Regions from separate parts of the Homo sapiens genome. Here region 2 is linked to region 1. The links are chromatin contacts, found by Hi-C or POLR2A ChIA-PET in ENCODE. All regions are on one chromosome and are shown on one strand. The core of a region is the stretch at or near the end of the contact, and the rest is flanking DNA. Distances in the headings are between cores, read along the strand shown.

The links. Hi-C counts contacts between places; a loop is a spot of excess contacts on that map. ChIA-PET counts read pairs that join two places held with the same protein, here RNA polymerase II (POLR2A).
Region 2: a map of esophagus muscularis mucosa shows a loop between it and region 1 (2.1-fold over the local background). The contact joins the promoter of LINC01104 here to the enhancer-like site in region 1. A Hi-C loop is called at or near these places in 1 of 168 maps with a recorded cell type or tissue (esophagus muscularis mucosa). POLR2A ChIA-PET finds 5 or more read pairs at or near these places in 1 of 52 experiments (PC-3).

What each region holds. Positions count from the first base shown.
Region 1 is chr2:100,012,554-100,015,365 of GRCh38, reverse strand. All of the region lies in intron 4 of AFF3 (ALF transcription elongation factor 3), which reads left to right. Among named protein-coding and RNA genes, the nearest start is that of AFF3, 130 kb to the left of the region's middle. Within about 2 kb of position 1,350, at least 2 of the 41 ENCODE cell types and tissues checked have a DNase peak (open chromatin) inside an H3K27ac peak, as active enhancers do.
Region 2 is chr2:100,206,921-100,209,732 of GRCh38, reverse strand. LINC01104 (long intergenic non-protein coding RNA 1104) reads right to left here and starts at 1,479. Exons shown (of 3, transcript NR_103730.1): 1 at 913-1,479.

The DNA of each region.
Region 1 (2,812 bases), core at 101-2,600:
GGTCTCAAAGTATCTGAAAAGATTGTCTTCTCTGTGGCCAGGCTGCTTAGAGGCAGCCTGATATAAACTGTAAAAAGGGGGAGAGTGTTTCTCTGTGTCCTCTGCATCCACTCTTCATGCATTTGCTCCAAACCAAATCTGCTCTTAGGAAGGGATCAGACGAACCTGTTTAGAGTGAGGTAGCAATGATAGGTTAGCAGTGGGTAAACCACATAAATGAAACTTTAAATGAGGAATTCCACCTTGTTAAAGAAGTAAGGTGGGCCAGGCACAGTGGCTCACGCCTGTAATTCCAGCACTTTGGGGGGCCAAGGCAGGCGGATCATGAGGTCAGGAGATCGAGACCATCCTGGCTAACGTCCTGAAACCCTGTCTCTACTAAATATACAAAAAAAAAAAAAAAAAAAAAAATTAGCTGGCTGGGTGTGGTGGCACATGCCTGTAGTCCCAGCTACTCGGGAGGCTGAGGCAAAAGAATCACTTGAACCTGGGAGGCGGAGGTTGCAGTGAGCTGAGATCACCCTGCTGCACTCCAGCCTGGGCAACAGAGTGAGACTCCGTCTAAAAAAAAAAAAAAAAAAAGGAAGCAAGGTGGTATGGAGGTATGGAGAGAGTAACATAACCGCCTCTGAATATACTCCCAAAGGCCACTTACTAGTAATCCATGTATTTTGTACCTCTAAGCCCTTCTTCTTTTCCATCTCCTTAACCTGCCGTTTTCTCAAGCTCAAAGCTGGTCTCCTGCAGGAAACAATGCTGATTCCTTGTGCTACCCCTGCCAGTGCCCTGACCACAGGCTGCTCACATTGTTTGATTGTGAATTGGTGCCCTTCTTCCTTTTCCCCATTCTCCTTGCCCCAGACTGTTGTCTTCTCATCAGCAGGATGGCTCAATCACGACCCTGTCTCCCTAGTATCTGACACAGTGGTATTCAGAAAATGCTTTTGGACGAAAGTGAATTGTGTTTTTGTTATTTGAAAAGGACTGTATTTTAAAAACATGCAAAACATGATAACTTTTTCCAAAAGATAGGTGAGAGGTGGTTCATTCTCTTCTCCTTGAATTTGCTTATTTCTTAGACTCCCCACAACCCTGGAGACATATCAGTAGTTTGGATAGTTTTTTAAAAATAAGAATAAAACATTTTGATGATTCTAGTCAAGGGATACAATTGGCTTCATATACCCTTGCCTAAAAGTCTCCTCCATGGGAAATGCAGTTTGCTTGGAGCGAGTGCTCCAAGCAAACTGCATTTCATCAGATTTCATCAGGCTGCATGTGGATGAGTGCAGTGGGAAGGAGGTCATCCCCCCCTGGCTGGCTGGGTCTGCTGAATCAACCTGTGACTCAGCCAGAGGGCAGGCTGTCCTGGCTCCAGCACCTTTCTCACCAGTAGGGCAGCCTAGGGAGAGATTGGAGCAGGCTAATGAATGGGTAGCACTTGATAAAAATAGTGACATCAGTAGCCCTCGCTGGGCAACTTTAGAATCTTATCATTTTTTATTTTTTTATTCACTTCTCTATCTTCCATTCCACAATTCTAGGTTACATAGGTCTGCTTTGTGTGTGAGCTGTGGAAAGAGACTGATTTCTATCCTTTGTCAGTTGGGGGCTGTAAAAAATTATAACAGCTGAGACTTTATTCCAGAATTCTCCTTATGGTTCTCTCTGTCTGACTGGGAAATAGCTTGCCTTATTTCATTTATTCCTGTTTTGCCTCTGGGGCTCATGTTAACTACTTCTCACTACTGGGCTTGTCAGACATCAGGGTTTAAGAGGTGCCACCACTTCTTGGCTCCAGGATAGCTCCTGTTCTCTGGGCAGAGCTGAGTAAGGTACTTTGGACATTGCTGTTCCTTTTACACAGTGTGTCTTTATGACATTGTTTTGATGATCAAACTCTTATCCTAAGTTTCTTGATCTTTAAAAGAGTTAACCTAGTCATAATATTCACCATCAGTGTCTTTCTCCAAGGGGCATTGTGAGGATAATTAAGGGACATATAGGTGAAATGTTTTGAGCTCAATGGAAGAGAAAAGCCATCGGGCTCATAGATGTTACTTTTATTTAGTTTCATGCTGTTACCGTATGATCAAGAATAGATGAATTTTGGAAATGATGACAGTTTCATGTTTAGACGTCTATTTCTACTTAACCACCATAATTGGCCTTGGCTGGAGCTCTACAAGATACCGCAATTTATAGATTAAAAACAAATAAGTGAGAAATGATCAAAAATGTTTTCACTACATTTTTTATTTGCTATTTTTTTTAATTCTAAAAATAAATAGGCCCTTTAAAAGGAGTTGATTAAAAAGGTTTATTTTCTGGGAATGTTATGCATCTGCAACAAATGATAAATAATATTGAAGCAGTTGGCTACCTCCACTTTCATGCAAAATAAATAAATACATTTGGTGACATACATTTGAGGAATGTGATTTTTGTAATTTTTATGGAAATAGGAGCAACTTTGCAGATGATAGAAATTTTTACCATCTGCTAGTAACAAAGAAACATAACTCATAACGTGCAACACATTTTGAGTTTAATGTATATGTTGGCATGCCGGGAATTGGAATTCTCTTAGACCTAAGTCAGCCATCCCAGGGGAAGCTGACCTGACTTTCAGCTTGTCAGGCGAAAGCTTTCTTTGCTTTTAAAGCATGATCTTCACATTGCTCAAATGGCAGGGGGACGAAGAGGGCTAAGCTTTCATGGCAAGAGATGAAGAGAAAGGCACTCTGCAGGCTGGTGAGCACCGGCACAATTTTCACTTGTAATTAGTGGGATGGGGGCTCACTGTCGAGAA
Region 2 (2,812 bases), core at 230-2,729, 190 kb before region 1:
TGGCTGCTATCAAAAGACAAAAAAATAACAGATGCTGGTGAAGATGTGAAGAACGGGCAATGTTTGCGCACTGTTGATGGATGGAATGAACATTTGCGCACCCACTGTGGATAACAGTATAAAGGTTCCTCAGAAACCTAAAAATAGAACTACCATATGATTCAGTAATCCCTCTGCTGGGTAGATATCCAAAGAAAAGGCAATCAGTATGTTGAAGAGATACCTGCACTTCCACGTTCTTTGTAACACTGCTCACAATAGCCAAGATATGGAATCAACCTGTGTTCATCAATAGTTGAATGAATAAAGGAAATGCAGTATGTATATACAGTGGAGTACTATTCAGCCACAAAAAAAAGAATGAAATCCTGTCATTTGCAGCGGCATAGATGGAACTGAAGGTAATTATGGTAATTGAAATAAGCCAGGCACAGAAAGACAAATATAGCATGTTGTCACTCATATGTGCAAGCTAGAAAAAGTTGACCTCATGGAGGTAGAGAGTAGAATGATAGTTATTAGGGGCTGGAAGGGTAGAGGGTAGAAGGGGATGAAGAGAGGTTGGTTAATGAATACAAACATACAGTTAGATAGAAGGAATATGTTCTAGGGTTCGATAGCACAGTAGGGTGACTACAGTTAACAATGACATATTGTATATTTCAAAATAGCTAGAAGAGAAGATTTGGAATGTTCCCGACACAAAGAAGTGATACATGTTTGAGGTCTTGGATATCCCAATTACCCTGACTTAATACGCATTGCATGCATGTATCAAAATATTACATATAGTCCATAAATATGTACAACTATTACATATCAGTTTAGAAATAGGTGACAGCCAAGGAAGAAGGGCCTCCAGAGAGCCCGATGGGCCAGGACTGTGTGAGTAAATGAGCTTCCTGAGATTACCTGAGCCTTGGTGCGTTCATCTGCGAGTAGGCCTCTTTCCTGAAGAGAGAATGGAGACTGAAGGGTCTGTGCCGCTCCAGGTGATGCAGACAGAGCCCGCCGGGGCAGCGCTGGCCACTCTCCCCCCACTTTCTGCTGTGCACCATGCTGACTCAGCCACAGGTCTGCCCCCAGGACACTGGGCCCTAGGGAGTCTCTGAGAAGCAGTCATTGGTCTTTCAGCTCATTATGAGCCAATGGCTGGCGTGCTTGTCTCGTGGAAATAATTCCTTTATTCCCAATGCTCCAGTTTTCTGATGGCTTAACCACATGGATGGGTGTTCCTTTCTTTTCCTGGACAGACGATGGCATCGTAGCACTTCCTTAGCATACAAAGCACCCGCAGCATCTTCCCTTGTTTGATTGGATCAGACATGCTGGAAGAGTCTGAGGTTTAGGGTTTTGCTTCTAGTTCTGGATGAAACAGATGAACGCCATAATCCCTATTTTTCCTAAAAGGGAGACATGAAAATCTTGCGTTTATACTAAAAAGTGTTCCCATCTCATTGAAATTCAGGCTTGAACTATCCACCCTGAACACGTCCAGAAGCCCTTTCTCTAATTCTGGAAGCAGTGATCTCGGGAGAGAAGTTTTCCATCTGTCTCCTTATGATGCTAAGCTGTTAGTGCAGTTCATTATTTATTACATCTCCTGCTTTATGTTAAGCCATGATCTTCTTTTTTGCCATGTATTAAGAATTCAGTCGGGTTGGTATAAAAATAGGGTTGTTATCTGTGTCTCCAGACTGACTTTTGAACAGCATATTTTTTGGGGTAGGGGAGGTGGTTATAATTATTCCCAAACTACTTTCATTCTTATCCAATACTTAATATTGACTCTGGCTATTCACTATAATACTGCTTCTTATCAGACATGTGCGTGGCCGGAGTGGCAGTAAAGAGATACGTCTTCCGAGGCCCTGCATGTGTCTGTAGGGCTGGAGGACATTTGCTCCCAGAGGCAGAGAGATGACATGGGAGAATGTCAGCATATCAAGGCACAGCATCTCACAGTCATAGCAAATCCGGTCTCTGAATAGGCAGTTTGTGGCATGTGCTTTTAAAATACAAACTAACAGACACAACAACTGGCATTCCAAACATCTCCTGGTCCTCCAGGGCAGATGGTGCCAAGGCAACGATGTACTTATCAGAGCTAAGCTCCCCAGGCTCATGTGGGGAAGGGAGCTCTGGACTCTAACTCCCTCTTTGCCATCAGGGTTCAGCTCCCCCTTTTCAGCCCCGGGCCAGGCTGTCTGCAGCTAATGGGCAGAGGGAATCCTGGCCTACCAGCCTGCAGGGACATAGCTGAGTGCACCGCCATGGGGCAGGAAGGCAGTCCTGCACAAGACAGCCCCATGAGGGACAGAAGGAGGAAGGCACTGACACCATGGCCCCCTCTTTCCCCCAGTCCAGTCGTTATTGTCAACTCTCTTCTTGGTAACCCCTGGCCCCTCATGTCCTGCTCACAGAGGCTCAGGGGTGGTGAAATTGCCTCAAAGGGTGGTTATTTTATTGAAATAGAATCAGATCATTTTCCATCCAGCATCTTGTTTGTAGAAATATCCTATTAGACACAGAAAGGAAAAGATCAGTATCTTTTACACCATAATTAAAATATCACTTTTCTCAATGAAACATTATCTAGATTATCTCACAAAACAGCATTGCTTACAACATTGCTTACAAGCCTTATAAATGTGAGGCTGCCAGCTAGAACACTATAGAAAATGTTAGTTATTGCACCATCTCCCACAGTTGTTCTTTTGATGTGCTGGCTTGGAATAAACAGACTTATCTTTCCTGTCATACAACACTGTCCTTAATTTAATGGAGATGTTATTAAGATAAAATCTCTATT